2 separate regions of the Homo sapiens genome follow, and region 2 is linked to region 1. A link is an interaction called in ENCODE POLR2A ChIA-PET data of the cell type or tissue named here. Cell type or tissue: PC-9. All regions are shown on one strand. Each heading gives the region's core, and the rest is flanking DNA. Links, peaks and the distances in the headings are about the cores only.

Region 1 (10,407 bases), core at 2,570-7,569:
TTTTGTACCAGTATTATTATTAGCAACCATTTATTAAATGCTTGCTCTTCTAAGCAATTTAAGAGCATTTAACTTCTTGTTCAGCCTTCAGAGCAATGCTACAAGTAGGAAATGGTATCCTCATTTTACAGATGAGATAGCAAACCCAGAGAGATTAAGTTGTCCAAGGTAATACAACTACTAAGGGAAGAAAAATAAATATTGTTGTTTACTTTTAATTGAGAATTAGGTAAATTACAAATTACCTCTCCTTGACTCACATTAACCTTTTGCCTTTCTAGGGAACTGACTCTGTGCTAGAATTGTTTTGTATCCTTTCCAAAAAGGAAATTCAGAAGAAAATGGATAAGAAGATGAAGAAAGCTAGAAAGAAAGCAAAGTATGTTTTCTTAATACTTACATTAATAATGAAGTATCCTGGGTAGGCCCCATGTTACTGAAAAAAAACTGGCTTCTTTCATATTTACTGTCTTATCAATTACCATTAAAAGTTAAAGAACTTGTGAGGTATCGATAACCCAAATTTGTCAAGTCTCAGAGAGACAGAAAATCATCTGATTTGGCAAATCTTTTGATACCTATTCTGGTTTATTTAACATGGTTGGATTGTTAAGTGCAGGTTAATGAGTTTTCTAAAAAGTCCTGAAATTAGAAAAATAACCGGAGACATTTCAGTGGAATAGTTGGAATTACAAGGACCTTGTTACAAGAAATTTTATGGGCTATTGCATTCAGAATCCATTTCTTAAGGGTACCTATTAAGTGAAATAATACTTTATGACATTGTAGTGTACAAAGCATTTCCACTTATACTACATTGTTTAATTATCATGGTAATCCTGTGTGGTTAAGTGACTTTTCCAGAATAACACAGTTTGTTGGTCAAGGGGCCAGATTTTGAACTCAAGTAAGAGCAAAGCTGCTTCTAGAAAAATAAGAGCATGATATACTTTTCTTCTTCCCTCTAGATTACATTCTAGCAAAGGAGAGGAGGAAGATCCTGAGGTTAATGTTGAAATGAGTCTGCAAGATGAAATCCAGCGGGTGACTAATATAAAAACTTCTGCCAAAATCAAGTGAGTAAAAATAAATTATCTGAAGTTATAGAAATAGTAAGCTACCAAGTATTATTGGCTTTTTCATGCTATTTGTAAGCTGTCTGTATGAATTATATATGTGGAGACGGTGGTCATGAGACATCTGTGTCACACTCTGCTCCTGTTGTCCTAATCATGGGCCCACTTTTTGTCTTGTATTTGGATTATTATAGTACCCTTTTTAGCTAGTCATTTACTGTCTTTTCCTGCAGCTAATTTAAGAAAAAGAAAAGTGTGTCCCACGTTCAGAAAGGATATAAGGTCACTTATAAAGAATACATACACAGAACCAAAGTATGTATCAGAACCAGGATCTGAGCCTAGTTTTTTTTTTTTTTTTTTTTTTTTACTTAAAAGCCTACTCAGCTACTACTCAATACTCGGAGCACTCTTTTAATTTTTTTTGAGATGGAGTCTTGCTCTGTTGCCCAGGCTGGAGTGCAGTGGCATGATCTCGGCTCAGTGCAACCTCCATCTCTCAGGTTCAAGCGATTCTCCTGCCTCACCCTCCGCAGTAACTGGGATTACAGACTTGTGCCACCACACTCAGCTAATTTTTGTATTTTTAATGGAGATGGTGTTTCGCCATGTTGGCCAGGCTGGTCTCAAACTCCTGACCTCAAGTGATCCACCCGCCTCGGCCTCCCAACATGCTGGGATTACAGGCGTGAGCCACTGCACCCAGCCTCAGGGCACTCTTACTTGAAAAATTGTTTATAGTTATTCAAACTTTATATAGATAGAGGACATTGTAAAGCCTTTTCCTGGAAAAAGTAAACCTTGTGAGCTAAGATGGTAGCTAGAACATTTATGATTATTTTCTTGTACAGGTCCTTTGACTTGATTCATTCACCTCACGGAGAGTTAAAGGCTGTCTTCCTGCTGCAGAACAACCTGGTGGAATTGTATTCACTGAATCCATCCTTGCCTACTCCTCAGCCTGTCAGGACAAGCAGAATCACTATTGGGGGTCATCGCAGTGATGTGCGGACTTTGTCATTCAGCTCAGACAATATTGCTGTTCTTTCAGCTGCAGCTGATTCCATTAAAATATGGAACAGGTTCGTGAAATGATGTTTTATATAGCTGTAGTTAGTAGTATTTCTTTTAATTTTTTTTGGTACTCTTAAGGGTTAGTTATTAACTCCTTAAGGCCCTAAATACAATTATCTTTAGTGCATTTGGGCCATTAGCCTGTGGAGCTTAGAGAAGAAAAAGTTGCCTTTTAAAATGTGGTGCAAAAAAAAAAAAAGGCAAGCTTATTCCATGTTTAGAGCTTGTAACTGTACTTGGCTAGAGAAAAACACACAACCATACTACCTACTCTTTAAACTTAATAAAAAGCAGGCTGTTATTGCTGCCCAGTAATTGTACCCTAATTTCTCACCCTTCTTTTACTTTCCCAGATGACTGTTTTATACCTTGCTTCTGTTGTCAAATCAAATACCTCCAAAACCTTGAAGCTAATGATCATATCTCCCACCTTAAAGGAAATAATAACCCTCTCTCACCCCTGCATTGCTCTCCAGTTACTACCCCATTCTCTGATTTGTTTTCTCCATTCTGTCTTCATCTGTCTCCCATCAAGCTTTTGTCCCCACTGTTTCACCAAAACAGTCATTGTCATCAGTGATCTTGTTTCCAAATCCATTGAGCTAAAAGCTTTATTTTATGCTTTGTCCTTGAATTGATGACTTTCTGTCTTTGACACACTCTTTGACTTTCATTATTTCCCCTTCCCTTGCTGTCTGTTTATTCTCAGTCCTCGCTCCATCTTTCTTATCTTTATGACGTCTAAGTGTTAGAGTGCTTTAGGGCAGAGTCTTTGGACCTTTTGTGTATCTAAACTCACTTTATGTAATCTGTCATGTAGCTTTCTCTGTATGATGACACATAAATTTATATCCAGCTTTAACCTCCTCCCTAAACATCAAATTCATATATACAAATACTTTGTGTCACCACTTGGATGTCTAATTAAGCATTTCAAACTTTTATGTGTCCCAAACCAAACTTACGTTGTTCATGTCTCCAAAAATCTTCCCACCTGCTATTCCTTCAGACTTCCCTATCTTAATAAATGATTACTTGCTACCAGTTGTAGTCTAAACCTTGTAGCCATTCTTGATTTTCTTTTATTTATTTATTTATTTTGAGACAGAGGCTCGCTCTGTCGCCCAGGCTGGAGTGCATTGATGTGATCTCGCCTCACTGCAACCTCCACCTCCTGGGTTCAAGTGGTTTTCCTGTGTCAGCCTCCCGAGTAGCTGGGATTACAGGCGTGTGCCACCACGCCTGGCTAATTTTTGTATTTTTAGTAGAGACAGAGTTTTACCATGTTGGCCTCAAACTCCTGACCTCAAGTGATCCACCCATCTCGGTCTCCCAAAGTGCTGGGATTACAGGCATGAGCCACCGCACCCAGCCCATTGTTGATTTTCGTATCCCATATTCATCCAATCTATTAGCAAATCCTATCAGCTCTACCTTCAAAAGTGATCCCAAATCCAGCCTCATCTTACCACCTGCACTGCCACTACCCCATTCAAACCACTGTCATCTCTCATCTGGGTTATTGTAAAGCCCCCTGACTGGTGTCCCTGCTTTCTTGCTTGCCCCTCTATAGTCTGTTCTCAACACAGTAGCCAGTGTAATCTTTTTATAGTGGAAGTTAGATCACTTCCAGTAGTTCCATCTCACTCTACCTACCTTACACACCTTATCTCTTACTACTCTCCTTTTCTGCTCCACTAGAGCCACACTGGTCTTCTTGCTATTCCTTCAACAGAACAAGAATGTGCCTTTCTTATGGCTGTTGTGCTCCCTGTTCTTTCTGCCTGAATCCATCTTCCCCATTTATCCATAAGCTTTTTCTGTGTCTTATCAGATGACAGTCCTATCATTCTTACCCTACTCCTTGCACTCTTCATCCTCTTCTCCCAGCATTATGTTGCTCTATAGCACCTAACACCTGATATACCAAATATTTAGATATTTATTATTCCCAAAGAATGTTAACCTTTATGAGATTAGGAACCTCTGCTGTTTCATCCACTGTTGTATCTCCAGCACCTAGAACAGTACCTGGTAATGTAGTGGGCATTCAGTAAATGTTTGTTAAGTGGACATTTGATATATATTTGATTAATTAATTAATGTTTGTGGTCCTATAAAAAATGTAGGGATATGTAATGATGTACTAATTTGACTTGTAATCCTTCAGACTCACTCACTTCTTGGTAATGGCAGATTGGGCTCCGTGGAGCCCAGCAGACACTTTTCTACTCTGCTTTTGTGTGATTTCTGTTCCTTAGGATTTGGAGGCCTTATAAAGTAAACAAAGTTTGGTGCTTTTTAGTATTTTCTCCCATGACTATAATTGTGTGTGAGTCAAGGGTTTTTAAGACTTTTATCTTCTTTTATGTTGATCTGTCTAAGTGCATTGAAACCTACACACTGACCTCTAAAATGGGGATGCAGATTCTCTTAACATGAGTTCTTTATTTTTTCTTTCTCATAGGTCTACACTGCAGTGTATTCGCACAATGACCTGTGAATATGCACTTTGCTCATTCTTTGTACCTGGTGATAGACAGGTAGTCATAGGAACAAAGGTAAATGGAGACTTTTTCTGGGATATCTGGATCTTTTCTACTCAAAATTCATAAAGTTAAGAAATCTGGTTCTTCTTTTTAGCATATTGGAAATGGACTGGAGCTAAGTAATCTGGGAGGATGTTAGTTTATTACATATTTTGTTTACTGAAGTTTTACTTTATTTTTTAAAAATTATGAAGAAGAAAATTAAAATCATGACCCTGAGATAACTACCATTAACATTTTGGTGATCATCCTTTCATGTGTCTTTTTATGGGCGCATATGTAATTGTGTTTTAATTAATGATAAAATATATTAAGGGTAATAATTAAATATATTAAGTACCTAATATCATGCTTGGCAGACAGAAGCATTCAGTAAAGACAAACTGATCAAGTCCTTATTCCTAGGTGCTAGTCAGATTGGGAGACAACCATGTGGAAATAAGCAGATATGGATTTGGATTTAGTTTCTGCCCTTTAGAAATAGGTAATTTGGGCCGGGCGCAGTGGCTCACACCTGTAATCCCAGCACTTTGGGAGGCCGAGGCAGGCGGATCACAAGGTCAGGAGATCGAGACCATCCTGGCTAACACGGTGAAACCCTGTCTCTACTAAAAATACAAAAAATTAGGTGGGTGTGGTGGCGGGCGCCTGTAGTCCCAGCTACTCGGGAGGCTGAGGCAGGAGAATGGCGTGAACCCGGGAGGTGGAGCTTGCAGTGAGCCGAGATAGTACCACTGCACTCCAGCCTGGGTGACAGAGCAAGACTCCATCTCAAAAAAAAAAAAAAAAAAAAATGAGTAATTTGGAGCAAGTCACATAACTGCTCATAGTGTGTTCCTTTATATTATGGGATGACGACACTTGCTTTTTGACAGCAGCTTTCGTACCAGATGGACTGGTACCAGCCTCTGGCACTTACTAGCTATGTGACCTTAACCCTGTTAGCCTTGGTGTTCTCGTGGAAAATGACGTTACTGACCCATTTCACAGAGATGAAGTATACAAAACTCTTAGCAGAGAAACTAGCCTGCAGCGAATAGCTAATCGATAATAGAGCTGGTAGCAGACATAGCAGTAGTGATTGTACCAGTAGTGAGAATAAAATGGAACAAGGTCTATGGAGTGTTTTGAAAAGTGCTTTGCAAGTATTTGTCATTATTATTCCCATAAAACAAAGCCATATGTACATGAGTTTTATTACAAAATGTATGGATCACAATGGATATTTCTTGCTTCAACAAAAAAATGTAGGCTGGAGAGATTTTAGGAACAATGCCAGGAAACAGTATTCACATCTCAAAACTTTCCTTCCTTTTTCACTCTTTCAACAAATGTCCATCTCTGATTTGCCGTCGGGAAAGTAGTTTTTTAATTGCTTAAGACTACCCATGTGGCTAAAATGCAATTGTCGGCTTACTGGCTGTGCTAGGCAATTAATGTACATTATCTCATTTAATCCTGACAACATCTTTGAAACATTGGTGATATAAATTTCATTTTACAGATGAAAAACTAGGTTCATGGGGATGAATTTACCAATGGGCACAAAGCAGACCTGGTACTCAAGTCTTTTAGCTTATGCTGTCTGTACCACCTTGTGCAGAAGCTCATCGTAAAACAGGCTTTGCCTCTGTGTGTGTTACATGCTGACACCATGACTATGGCATATACAGACCTCTAAATAGGAATTTTAGAGTGATTGCTTTCTATGCCATTATGATTTTTTTTTAAATTCACTGCCTTCCTTAGTGCTGTAGGTAGATCCCATTTCTTATTGTCAATGTATTGCAGAGGAGGAAACCAAAAGCAGATGGAAAAGAGGTGGTTGCTTAAGCCAATAACTATAGAGGATCATCCGCTTAAAGGATTGGCTAAACTTTAAAGGCTTTTAGGTTTGCATTTGCTATTTTGTTTATTCTGATTTGCCTATGGTCATGATATTTTCCTTGTGAAGTTGTGTAACCAATGAAAGTAATGCATCCAGTACTGCATGGTGGTATTATTCCATACTTCTACACTATGGTAGCCCTGCCAAGGTTAACCCAGCACATCAGTAGGGGATTTAATAGTATTTAATCAGGTAGGAAATACAGAACATGGAATGTGGGATCCATTTCCTAAGCAATGGATCACATTTTTGCAGCTTGGTTATGAAGTCTTTTCTAAATTGTGCAGTCATGAATCATGGAGGTTGTACGTATGTTCATTGGAGCTGTGCTCATTTTGTGTCTTCCCAGACAGGGAAGCTGCAGCTTTATGACTTGGCTTCAGGGAATCTGCTGGAGACAATAGATGCACATGATGGAGCTTTGTGGTCCATGTCCCTCTCTCCAGATCAGGTAACTAAACCAGATTTTAAAGCCCTGGAGTTCAGCCCTGTGGCTACCCTGATTTCTCTCAGGGTTTCTTTAAAGAAAGCCTGAGGTTTTTTTTTTTTTTTGGTCTAATCTTTAGTGTTTGTATATGATGCCTTCTTATAAATGACCACCTGTCATTATGAAATGAAATCTTGTTTGGCTACTTTTGCTTATCAGCAGCGTGACATCAAATTGCTTACCATCATGATTTTTTTGCCAATGTTTTGTAATACTTCTTAAGGGGGAATATTCTCTTGGGCAACATGATGCAGAGAACTGAATAGACTTTGCTGCTCCCCTTTTTTCCTCAAACAAACATCTATGACTGTATAAGCTAAGTAGTTTTAGCAAGTATGTCAGCCCTTACAAGTCAATAAATATGTGCTCACCTTCAGAGCAGTTCCTGGCAAAAGTATGCTTATTCTAATAATGGTGCTGTTGCTTAGAAAATCTTGAGATTTTTTTTTTTGACAACACCTTAAGAAATTTTGGCCCATTTATTTAAATATTCTCAATGATAGACAATTTTCATCCGTTGAAAGTAGAACTTAGTTTTGGAAAAAATCACTGAAGTTTAGAGTGTTTAATACCACTTGGGGTCCAAACGAAACAGCTGTGAGTCTAAAATAGTAATAAATCTTGCATTTGTAGAGTGTTCTATCTTTTCCATAAACTGTGTGGTCTTTTTTTCAACAAAACTAGGGATTTACGGAAAGGTTGTTTCCTGTGTTATAAATCTATGAGGGACAGACACTTGAGATCCAGTGTTCTATGTACTTTACACTAACACTGCCATGTAATGAGACTAATTTTCTTGATAACGGAAAACAGCTTCAAAACTATTTTAAGTAGGGACATTGCAGGACTAAATTTATATCCTTCTGAGGTGAATACTTTAAACAAATCTAGATTATCCATTCTATGTATATTTTTCAAACTGGTTTACTGAGAGTTTTTGTTTCTTCTTGATGCTAGATAATAGTATAACTAGAACTTTTCATTAGTTATTATTTCTGCCTATGTTAGTCGATGGTAGGAATTTTCACATAAGGTTTGTGGCAGCAGACCCAAAAGATCAGTGAAAGGGGCTAGGGAGAACCACGTTTTTCTTAATTTTTATCCCATGACGTTAAATAAAAATACTTTCTTAGACTTTTAAAATGTATCTTCATAGCAAAGTTTTTATGCTAAAATAGTTTTTAATTGAAATTTCATTTGATTTTCAGCGTGGCTTTGTGACAGGTGGTGCAGATAAATCTGTCAAATTCTGGGATTTTGAGTTAGTGAAAGATGAAAATAGTACCCAAAAGAGGTGAGTAGACATTTTTTGTGTCCATTTTTTGGAGTGAAAATGGGGAGCTATGGAATGGCCTTTTGACGTCTTATATCATTTGTTGTGCTCTAAAGAGTTAGGATTTGTCTGAATTTGTATACTCATTTATTTTTTCTTGATGTTTTTTGTGGTGCTAGACTTTCTGTGAAGCAAACCCGAACTTTGCAACTAGATGAAGATGTTCTGTGTGTCAGTTACTCTCCCAATCAAAAGCTATTGGCTGTGTCTTTGCTGGACTGTACTGTGAAAATTTTCTACGTTGATACTTTAAAGGTACAGTGGTTATGCCTGCGGATATTTTCCCTTTCTGACTGACTGACCTTAAGAATTTGGGTTGAGGCTATAAAGAAGTGGCCTTGACTGTGCCCAGCGATAGTACATTTCTAAAAATGTGTGTGTGAATCAAAGCAATGTAACTATGCTAGGGAAGCTAGCATTTTAAAATAATTCTATGGTTCATGAATTTTGTTTAAAGCAAGTTATATTTCATATGTTCAAAAAATCTTGTGGACAGAAAATTCTGTCATACTAAGTAGTTATAAGAGCATTGCTAGGTGTCCTGGGCAGTGATTTCACACTTGGCTATATATTAGGATCATCTAGGTTGCTTTTAAAAATATAGATTACTGAGCCCTATACCCAGAGAGTTGATAGGACCAGGTTGGGCCTGGGAAATTTTTTTGTGAAACAAATGCCCTGGAATCTTTTCAGTGAGGAGATACAGAGATCTGACTGAGGCAGTAAGCTTCTGGGGGCTTCCTTGCCTCCACTATACTGCAGTATTCTTGGCAAGCACATGGAGGGTCTGTGTAGTGGACACAGGTACTCCTGCCAAGCTGTCTTTTGTGGGTTGTCTTTGAAAATACAGATATAAAGCAATTTAAAAATGTGTTTAAAGTTATATTTTAGACCTACATGTAATAAATTATACCCATATTTTATAGACAGACATTAATTATGTTTTTTTGATGTTTAGTTTTTTCTGTCACTGTATGGACACAAACTGCCTGTTATATGCATGGACATCTCTCATGTAAGTAGTTTAAATAGTGTCTCAGTAATATGTTGTCTTTTTTACAGCAGATACTTTCTTAATTCTGGCTTGATGTCTTCATCTTAGATTATTTGTTTTTATCATCATTCTGTTATATATCTTTCTCCAAAAACAGTCTCAAATTAATATATATTGTATCTTATATATATTACTTTAATGTTTTCAGAATAATTTTGCAAATATCATCTCAATCAATCCTTATAAATATTATCTCTTTCCCTCTTGTAGCTCTCCCAAATAGTACTTTATTGTTTAAAATACTATAATTGGTAGAGTACACTAAAATATGAAAGACTTTAAAAAGGCATTCCTTTTTATTCTGAAGGATAATGCTGCTGAGGAGCTCGGATTTATATTTGGATAGTTACGGTATTTTACACTATGTAGACTTTTGGTCTCTTGACCAAAATCATTTATTTCCCAATACCTAGTTTTGATTAGGAGTGGCAATGTATATTAAAAACAATGTCTATTCTGCAGAGTGAGACTCCGTCTCAAAAAAAAAAAAAAAGTCTATTCTGTGTGAAAGGAGTTGACCTCATAGCTGTCTGTGGTCAGTGCACTAACAAAGTTAAGTTACAATGTTAAATGTATTTCTTTTTTTTTTTTTTTTTATGTTGACAACCATTTGGACCACGCATTGAAATAGGAGAGATAAGAGAAATACTGATAGGGAATGTGGGCTACATAAACATTCTAGTAGAGTCTTTCTCAGCTTCTCTTCTGTTTCTTTCTCCCACTTTCTTTCCAAATCCCATGCCAGAGATTAGAAAATCTTTTTCCTATCTAACGAAGTAAATAGATAACCCTATGTCAAGGCACAGCACTGCCCTGTGACAGTACGAAAGTATTTAAGCCACAGAGTTCGTGCTTTTACTTAACAAGCTTTTTAAGTTCCTCTGTAGGTAAGAGCAAAGAATTCAGTGTTTTTAGTAGAGATGAAAATCAGTTTTTTGGCTTCATT
Region 2 (10,407 bases), core at 2,703-7,702, 330 kb before region 1:
CTTAAATCCCCAAGGGTATTATTGAGGGTGTGAGACCAGCCACGTTAGGCCCTGCAGTGGAAAAGGGGGAGGGGGATGGGGAGTAAAGAATGCTGACTTTTCTCTGGGCTTTTAGGGAAACCTCTGAGCTGGGCTGCAGGGGTTCTGTCCTTTGACATTCTTGTTTGTGAAGATGGAAAATGATCTCTGGAGTCAAGCTTAGTTTATTTCAGATAATGAACTTTTTCTCTTAAGGTATACCCATAGCTTTAGAGTACATATATTCTCAATAAAGAGTTTTTAGGAAGATTTTGGTATATTGTATATAATTGTTCAGGTAGCTATGCGGGGGTAGGGGGCTCCCATAACAAAGTTTAAAAAAAAAAAAAAACTCTGCCAGGAGGCCTCTAAATTGTTACCAAAACAAAGATCCCTAATTTCATAAGCAGCTTCAGTGAGCACATAGAATTAACAGCCATATTTCTTACGCTGTTTTTTCCACAATACCTACCTTGTATCCAGGGATTAAATTCATGTAATTCTGAAGGAAAGGATTTGGCTCTTAGCCTGCTTGTCAGAGTGAGCATGACTTAGTTGTGCACCTGTGGCTATCTCTACCTGGTTTCTTCTCTTGTACCGTGAGCACAAGTAGCCACTGAAATCTCCCGAGTTCCAGAGGCCCGTCCCCCCTCAGCTGTATCTCCCCATAGTGCACACATTCAGCCCACATTCCCCCGTGTTCAAGGCCAGGGCAGATCATGCACATCTTGCGCTGCCGGTCAGAGAACAGAATTCCTCATATTTCTGAAAGTCCAAGGAACAGTGCAGCAGTAAAAATAACTTAAAAGTGGGCTGTAGTGCTCTTGTTTTCACAGTACCATTAACCAGACACATTTGATAGAAAATTTAAAAACTTCATTTAAAAAACTTTTTTTGTTGTTTTTACTGCTCAAGTACATAGGACCTTGTCTTCATCTTTTGTCTCTGATCAATGTTGTGTTCATGGAGTTACCTACTAAAGAAATGGAAACCCAAAGGCTCTCAGTGGATGAGTTGAACCTTTTTTTTTTTTTTTTGCATTACTGAGAGAAGTCGTGGAAGCCCAAAACTAGTTTCATGAGTTAAGCTAAACTTATGTTTTGGGGTTTCTTGGTTTCACACCTGTCTCTGGGTGTATCTGCTATTTTGTGTGCATGTGTGTGTGTTTAGGAGTTAAGGAGTAATGTGGAATGTGAGGTTACTTGGAATAAAACATTACTTGGGTTAGATAAGGTCTGTTGCTTTTTGTGTTGTCATTGAGGTAAACAAGGCACTGTAGGAAAATGCTTCCTGCCATCTTGGTGTTTTGACTATAGTACATTAAAATGGCATAAATTGTATTACAATGAAGCAGACACCTCTGTGTTTAAAGAAATGTTCATGTGTTTAAAGCTGCTTGGGTACATTAGTACTGCTGATTTCTTGTGATGTTTTCAGGCCATAAGATCTCTCAAAACGTTTTTACGCTTTCATTGCAGGCCGCATAAAGAGGCTTGCATTTGGAATTCAAATAGTTTAGAGGAAGCATCTTTATATAGTTCAACTAGGTAAGGAAGCCTTAAGAATTGTTCAGAATTAATAGATTTTGTACAGCTGGCCCCCACAGTCTGTTCTAGAACTGTTTGAAAACTTCTTGGAACAACAGAAAAAAAATATGAAAAAATAATTGCTGATGTTAAGCAACTCTCTCCCTGTAGGATGTTTTTTAGTGTCGGAGCTTGAGACTAAAGTCTTGGAGTCTTGGTCACAAAACTGCATGGAGTGTTGTTTATTTCTTGGAGAACCGTGATTGAGTCAGTAAGTAGTTAAGTGCTTCCTAGGCAGTAGCTAGTGCCAGGTGCTGAGGACGCCAAGGCAGTGGTGTTTGGAAATGCCTTTGGAAGAGCTCTGGATGCGAGAGGAGCTGGGCTGGCTTTATCATGCAGTCGAGGCACTCCGATTTCTCTCATTAGTCTCAGCCACTGGCATATGAGCGCCGGAAAGCGGAATCTGTGCTCACTGCTGACTCCCCAGTGCCTGCTTATAGAGCTGGCCTGGCACACAGAAGGTGTTCTGTCATTTGGATACATGTTCGGTTGGCGGCTTGCAAAGAGGGAGGCGTACTTGAAGTGGGAGTTCTCTTGGTGGACCGAGGCAGGCAGGCCAATGGCTGAGTCCTCTTTTAAGTAGAGGCCACAGGGGTATAGGTTTGGAGCTGAGGGGCAGTGACTAGCTAATTGACCAACAGCTGAAACTCCTCAAGCTGAGCTCCAGACCCACTCCCTTAAGCACTTGCCATCCTTCCCACCCTCCCTGACACCAGCCTCACATGGCTCACTCAGCCTTTTCTCTCTCTCTGTTCACTCAGTTGCTAGTTCTGCTGATTCTTTCTCTTTTTTATTGTTTCCCACTGTCATCACTGACCTGGTTTAGGGGCCCGTAGACAGGAACTTGATGAGGGCAGTAAGTGAGTCCGCCTCCCCTGCCTCTGGCTAGTTCTACAGTCTGTGCATTTGGAACTCCATCCAAGCGCACAGGGACTGCCTGCACCTCTGGAAGCTGAACCTCCTCTTCAAGACCGTGCCTTTCTGACTCTTTACTCTTGACCCACCCTCCACCCCCCATGGCAGAGTCTCCCTAACTGCCCTTCTTTGCCTCACAGAACAGATACTCATATCTGCACAAAGGAATGATACTCCTTTCTCACCAAACTTTGAATCCAGCTTCAGGCCCTTCCCACAGGCTTCTGACTGACATTATTCCATCTGGGGACCCGCTCTTTTCACACCTCGATTCATTAATACTTTGTTGTTGTTTGTTCTTTTGAGACGGAGTCTTACTCTGTCGCCAGGCTGGAGTGCAGTAGCACGATCTCTGCTCACTGCAACCTCCACCTCGTGGGTTCAAGCGATCCTCCTACCTCAGCCTCCTGAATAGCTGGGACTACAGGTGCACACCACCACACCCAGCTAATTTTTTGTATTTTTAGTAGAGATGGGGTTTCACCATGTTGGCCATGATGGTCTTGGTCTCTTGACCTCGTGATCTGCCTGCCTCAGCCTCTCAAAATGCTGGGATTACAGGTGTGAGCCACCATGCCCGGCCAATACTTTCTTACAGTTCTTCCTTCTACCTTCTTTTCTAGTTCTTAAATTTTTATCTTTGATTGAATAAGCACAAAGTCCCATACTGTTACCATACTTAGCCTCCTATAAAAACATTTTGAGAAGAAAATTATCCATGAAACTGCAACTGCCCACACCCTCTTCCGTTGCCGTAAGCATCTCTCAACTTGTTTAGCCCTTATGAAGATAGAAGAGGTAACCCTCCACCTTTCCTGGCTGCTTGCCCCTGATCCCCAAACACACTCTGTCCATCGTTGCCCTCTGCTCGTCGTAGTTAGAGATGGGCATTAGGATCTCCACAGCTAGCCAGTGCTATATGGACTTGGGCAGTTTCAATCGTCATTCCTGTGGAATAACTGCAGCACAGCAGTAGCAGAAAGAGGACTGATCCAGAAGCAGAGATGACGCGTACACTCATCAAGTGCCTGATATGTGTCTAGAGGCTTGCTCACAGCTGCTCAGCTAGAGCTAGCACCGCTGCTATCTCCTGTGCCCAGGCTGTTTGTCATCTTTTTACCTCCTCTGCTTCTGAGGCTGACTTTAGCTGTGGGGAGACCTGGGCTCTGGTCCTGGCAGAGCCTTTACCTCTTCAGCCTTCAGCTTCTTCATTATAATAAGGACAATAAATTAGATCAGTGCTTTCCAGTAAAAATATGAGAGACACGATTAACTTCCTAGTAGTCCCATTAAAGAGTAGAAGTAGGTGAAATTTGGCCAGGGGCAGTGACTCACAGCTGTAACCTCAGGACTTTGGGAGGCTGAGGCAGGAGGATCCCTTGAGTCCAGGAGTTCCAGACCAGCCTGTATGACACAGCAAGACCCCATCTATATAAAAACAATTTTTTAAAAAATTAGCTGGGTGTGGTGGCACGTGCCTGTGGTACCAGCTACTCAGGAGGCTGAGGCAGGAGAATTGCTTGAGCCCAGGAAGTCAAGGCTGCAGTGAGCTGCCATCGAACCACGGCACTGCAGCCTTGGCAATAGGGTGAGACCCTGTATCAAAAAAAAGTGAAATTCATTTTAATAAGTGTATTTAATCTACCATATCAAATTTCATCATTTCAGTATGTAATCAATATAAAAAATCTAAATGAGATAGTTTACATTCCTTTTATCATACTGAGACCTTGATATCCAGTATGTGTTTTAGCATTTACAGCGGTACCTACTGTATTGGGCAGCACAAGTCTAGACCATCAGCAAAAATGTTTCACTCTCAAGTTCTGATTCTGCATGTGTGGGAGGCAAGATTTAACAACCCAAAGTTATGGAAGGAGAGTAGGAAGCAGGATATCAGCTCCACAGGGCCAGGGATCTTTGTCTCTTTCTTCCCAGTGCATCACAAGCTCCTGGAGCAGTGCTTGAAACATAGTAGGCATGCACATTTTTGAAAGAGTGAAAGGAAAGTCAGTTATGGCCAACTTACTGACAGTCATTCACACTGTGCGTCAGACTTGACACTAAAACACATGGTGTTGGATTCCTAGCCCGGTGCTCATTCTTTTTTTTTTTTTTTATAGTTTCTTAGAGAATAATCATAAGGCAATAGAATTTCAAGGAACTGCTGATAAAATCTTCTGAGACTGGCAGGGGACCAGGACTCAGTTTATCAACAATTAAGTTTTATCAACAATTAAAATTTGAGTGAAATTGCAAGAGGAAGTAACATTCAAGTCAAGTCAAAGTGTTTGAGCTGTCTGGTGACAGCACATTAATTACTTGATGAACGCTAAACATGAGCTGCTGCTATGCGCAGTACCTGGAGGCCCGGAACCTGCAACTTGAATGCCAACTCCTAAGGGAAGGATCCATGCAAAACAAAAACCTGGATGGAACTATGCACGTAATTAGCATCTGCTCTGAAATGGAGGTCAGCTCACACTTAGACACTTGTGAATGGGGTGTGTTTATGGTCTAACGTATGATAAGGGTGGCATTTGAGGAACTAAGAGTTGCTTGTCCCTTTCCTGATAAGGCCTGGGCAGGGAAGCTGCTAGTGATTAGACAGGACTTTTAGCTGACTGAGGTCTTCCTTTTGGACAACTGTTTAAAGCTGTAGGCTGGAGAGTTAGATGGTAAAGTAGCCTGTGGAAGCAGCCTTTGATGAAACCCGGAGGCTGTCAGCTCTTAAACCCTGTGGATTACGTGTAAGCTGAGTCATTCTTACAGTAAGCAGTCTCCTCCTTAGGAATCATCTCATTTTTCTCAGTCTGGGCAATCTCTAAAACAGAAAGGCAGGCTCTCTTTGGGGAGCTCTTTAAATGAATTCAGACCAGTAACACCTCTGATCTAGAAAGAAGCAGTTGATGGTGGGAAGGTGGTTACCAAGTAGCAACAAGGATTATTTCCATTTCAAGTTGTGTGTGTAGCACTTAATGCTGACACCTTGGAAAAAAATCAAGGCTTTTATGCCCTGCTTCCATCTGAAGATGTCTGTGTCCTGACCTTGTTAATATTTCCATTTGCAACCACGTCAGAGTATACCTTTCAACACTTGAACTTGTGTGGCATCCCTGCTGTAATATCTAGGCCAGTGTTTTGATTCTGTTTGCTGTTTTGCGGCCACAGCATTAGTTCTTCCAGCGTTATCTCTCCACCCACACTTGCCCAAGCATCCTATTTTCAAAGGTGGGAAAGAGCTTTCTGTTTGGAGTTGTCGTTGGTGGGTGTCTATGGATGGAGCCCAGTGATAACCATTCAGACTGTGTGTTGGCTTCTCACTTCTTAGTGGGAAGTGAGAATTCATGGAGGCCCCTTAAACAGCGGAGATCACAGCCTGGTTCTGTGGCCTGCCTGGGTTTCAGTCCAGGGCTGCTTTCCACAGCTCATGTGGGAATCTAACCACATTTTTTGACTCTAGTAAACATCATTGGTAAATGGCTGGAGGATGATAATAACCTTAAGAAAATAGAATGAGACGCTGGCTGAATGCAATGGAGCTGAGAGTGAGAAAAGACCAACTGTGGGGTTTGTTGCGTCACTGACTTAGAAATGTTTTCTCTGGGCACAGCTTTGTGGCCTGGGGCAGTTACTTCTTTGAACTCAGGTAGAATGTGTTGCGGGCATTTAAGTGGGCAACTGTAAAAATAACATCTTGGAAAAATAGTGAGCATAGGATATATTTTATTGGCCTTTTAAAAAGTAAAGCATTATTTTATCTGTTTTTATTGCTTCAGGCCATTCATAATCTAAGCTGCTATTCCATGTACATGAAACACTCGAGTGTCTGTTATCTGTAACTTTCATGTGTTTGGGGCTGTGGAGGAGTCTCCAGAATGTGGCCCCCTCCCTATGTGGGGGGTCTGGCCCTAGGGAGGAGCTGGCAGACAAAAGCCTTCCTTAGACTGCCTCCAAACCCTTCCTAGATAACTTCTGGCCTTCATCCCCCAAGGAATTCAAGGAGTAAGAGAGGAGGATTTTTTTCAGAAGGCCATATCCATGTTGACCCTGGTTTTTCTCGTTTCTGCCCGGTTATCTGCTGCTGCACATGCCAAGCAAAATGACCAAGGTCCATGGTCATTCGAAGCGCCTGGCTCTTTTCTTATGGGTGAAAGAATCTCAAGGGTCAAACTACATGCAGGTGGGGGAAGTGACGGTGTCCAGTCTCAGGTTCAGCATTCATGAGGTCCTGTGTACGTTCCAGACTTTCTGCTTTCAGTTTTGTTCCAGCTCTCCTTCCTGGGCTGGCCCTTTAAGTCCTGGTCACTGCCTGCAAATTTATCAGCCATTTCTCTGTAGCTCCAGTTGGGTTATTGGCTTCTTTGATCTGAGAAGGTTGCCGTCTCGACTGTAGCTAGTGTCCTGTTCTGTTGCTTCATCAGCCTATCAACACTCTGATCTCCCAGCCATCAGAGGAGTCTCAGTAATTGTTCCTTTATTCCATGAGCAAAGCAGCATGCCTTAGTTTTCTGGATCAGGATCAGCCCATTCCTGATAATCTCCCTCCTGTGCCATTAATTTTTCCTCTTATTACTAGTTCAGCAAGGCGACTGTGCAGCACCTTCCACTCTTGGGTTCTCTCTCTCTTCTGGACTTGGTTTCTCTAAAATCACCACTGTTCTGCAACGTAGCAAGCATCTTGGAGCTCCCTGGGAAGTTAGGATCCTAGGCCTTCATCTCCCAGCCATTGTTCCTTTAAAACAAACAGTAGCATAACGATTAGCATTTCTACACTTAATCACATTCAGTTCTGGTGGCTCCAGCCTGCAGTTTCTATGCTGACAGTTGTTAGATACTTCAGTTCTAAATGCTTCTCCCTTGCTTTCAGAATTTGCCATCTGGCCTTACCTCACTCAGGTGGCCTTAGCGGTCTAGCCAAACTTCTTTCCTACCATCTTATTTTTTAAAAATCTTTATACCTTCCTTCCTTTTCTTTCTACTTACTGTCATCTCCTTCCTCTGACCATCTAAGCACAACCAGCTCTTCTTCAAGCTCCCTGCCCCACCAAAGCTATCCACCTTTTAGGAAGACTCTTAAATTCCATTTCTGCTACTCACCAGCAGTGCATCCTTGGACAGTTTACAATTTGCACATCCTCTTTGTTCTCCAGTTTTCCCATCTGTAAGTGGGGGAGTAGGAGGAATGGTATCTCTTTTATGGGTTGTTATAGAAATCAAATGATTGATCCAGGTAGAGCCCTGAAAGCACTGTTTTACTGCCTATTTGTGATGTTGTAAAAGAGTTGGTGGCTCATTAGGGTACCTGGCTAAACATCTAGTCACATGTGGTGTCCCCTGGCCATGGCTGTGGCTGCCGCCATGTGAAGAGCCCTTGGAGGGCTCTGCATGTATTAGCACCTGCCAGAGAAAAGGATGTGGGCAGAAGCAGACGTTTATGTTATGAAACAATGTGCTCCCCCGCTGATAAGTGGGATTTCCCACACACTATGGCAATATATTGTCTTCCTTGGTGTCTCTGTGGCAGGGGGCACCTCTAAGCCACCTGGCATCTTTTGCTTAACTGGAATCTGCACAAAAGCAGAGAGTAAAGGCTGATTCCAGCTTTTTGCTATCTTTGGTGTGTATGGTGGGGACGGGGCAATGGAAAGACTAGGTCTCACGGTTACATAGTGAACAGAAGGTTGCTGTGTCCTTTTTTGTTAGGACCAATAACGTCTGTTTTAGAAAAGATCACTTTAATGGCTATGAGAACTGGTGATCCCAGTGCACATGTGGGTTGTGACATGTGCTTGTCACTCCGTGTCCACCTCCCATCCACCATGGCAGACCTTGAGCTTGGTGGAAGGGAGTCAGCAGTTCCCAGACACTAGTCTCGCAGTTGAGGACCTGGGGTCAATTCGCTTAATCTTTTCTGAACCTTATTACTTAATTTGTGAAAAAGGGATAGTTGTAGATTCCTTAGAGTTCCTATGAGGATTAGATGGGAATTGAAGTGAAGTGGCTCATACTAAGTACTATTTCATTTGCTTTGACACACACCTCTACACCCTTCATTTCACAAGCAAAGAAGAGATGGACTTGGAGTCGTGGTTGTCATTCACTCTTGTTAAGGGAAGAAGTGGGATAGGATAGTATGAAGTGTATTGCCACCACTTTTATTTCTGCTTATGTTCTCTAGGTTTTCATATGTAATGGAATGGTCTCTTTTTGTCTAAAGTGTCCTCTTGTACACGGGGGAGGAGTTTGTGTGGAAGATGTGTGGGAAGAGCCACAGGTGCACGGGTCCCCTGTTGGCCAGGAGCCAGGGCCCACAGGTGTCTTTGTTCCAGGTACACACTTCTCTTGGAGTCTGTCACCAGGCTTGGCGCATTGCCCAAGATTCCAGCTCTTACCTTGGGTTAGAAAGTTTTACTGGGAAGAACCACACATTTGAGGTAACATCCAGAAATAGTGAAAGAGAATTTGTCCCCAAAGGAAGGCTGAAATGTGTTTGATTTTCTTTTGTATTCATAAACCCTCAGGAGGGTCAGAAGAAGGTAACACTTAGTTGCCTCTGGACTGCTGAAAGCCCTCAATAGCTGAGAGCCTCAGTTCAAGCCTCAGCATTTTCCTGAAATTTTCTAGACAATCACTTCCATAGCTTTCATGTTAAAGGTCACAGACCTAGACTTAGATATATGCAGTCCTTAACTTGATAGATGTATGTCTCCACACATACTAAGAACCTTGTGGACGGTTTCTGTGTCTAATGCCAGGCACAAAATAAGAATTAATGTTGCTTTGACCGAATTGACTGTGTGCAAATGTTATAAATGCTCACAGTTACCTCCCCTCCAGCTCATGCACCTGCCTCTCCCGCTCGCCCACCTTGGGTTCCTCACACTTTCATCGTGTTTCTGGAGTTCACTGGCTAGTCCAGAGATCTAGATAAGCTATGAAGCAGGACTAGAAATAGCTTTTTTTTTTTTCTTTTCAGTGCTCAAACATAGGTTTTCAGACCAATCTGCGTTGAGCAGCTCTGTCCTGGGCAGTGGGAAATGATTAGATCAGACATCAAACTTTTTCTCAGGGACCTTGGTTTAACCTTCTGGCCTAGTTTGTTTTTTCCTTTCTTTTGCTGCTATCTCTGCAAACCTCTTTTTTTTTTTTTCCCTTCAGTGTGTGTATTCTACCTTTACTGCAGTCAGATAATAGAAGAAAAGGGAGTACGAAAGTACCTGAGATAGTTGGTCATCTTGAATTGTCAAAAACAAACCCTGAATTCTCAAATCTGCAGGAACAAATTATGGTTTCCACCTTTCCCCATTTCTACTGTATAAATATAATGAATCTGTTTCTCAAACAGTAAAAGGGAAATGAAACACTTTAATTTGAATTTACTAGGCTTCAAATTAATTTGTTCTCTATTTTGTTAATTCTGCTAACTAGAATTTGCCTTTAACCAGGGCCTTTCATGAATTGGGAATGTGTGTTCCACGTGATTCTTTTATATGGGGATTATATCAGTGTTGATTTAACGTGGTTAATTAAAACTAAAAACTGTTGGACTAAGCACTGATGTGTTACCTAAACACTGAGGGCCTATGACTTGGATGTATTCTAGTAATACCAATGTTTGTCTAAGTAACTTTAAAATGTACTTTTGGTATTTGAAATTGTTTGGACGAGTGAGGGACAATGAAGAATCCCTTTCTAATAGGCACAAGTGACTTATTTTATGCTCTTCCAATGAGCTAAGCACTTAGTATGAACTCAGCTTAAATTTGTGTCTTCAGTGGCTTAAACTCCTCTCTATGTAAATCATGGTAAATTGAGAAAGTGAAAAACTACGCCATGGACTTGGCATTTGTCATGTCCCACACTGTGCTTTTATACAGACTTTTTC

What was found. ChIA-PET counts read pairs that join two places held together with the same protein. Peaks named below come from ENCODE experiments on the same cell type or tissue, not always from the same donor. Only the 100,000 strongest peaks of a DNase experiment are listed, where the experiment ranks them.
Region 2: POLR2A ChIA-PET joins it to region 1 with 7 read pairs; 2 of 35 experiments call an interaction of 5 or more read pairs at or near these places.

The regions. Positions count from the first base shown.
Region 1 is chr1:117,941,469-117,951,875 of GRCh38, forward strand. It overlaps WDR3 (WD repeat domain 3), which reads left to right. Exons shown (of 27, transcript NM_006784.3): 9 at 282-379; 10 at 969-1,076; 11 at 1,928-2,158; 12 at 4,618-4,711; 13 at 6,937-7,038; 14 at 8,283-8,368; 15 at 8,527-8,662; 16 at 9,366-9,422. Among named protein-coding and RNA genes, the nearest start is that of WDR3, 17 kb to the left of the region's middle. In PC-9, for the core only: no CTCF peak of the experiment used is centred there; no DNase peak of the experiment used is centred there.
Region 2 is chr1:117,607,725-117,618,131 of GRCh38, forward strand. All of the region lies in intron 1 of TENT5C (terminal nucleotidyltransferase 5C), which reads left to right. Among named protein-coding and RNA genes, the nearest start is that of TENT5C, 6.9 kb to the left of the region's middle. In PC-9, for the core only: no CTCF peak of the experiment used is centred there; DNase peaks (open chromatin) are centred at 5,277 and 6,147; H3K27ac peaks cover 721 bases.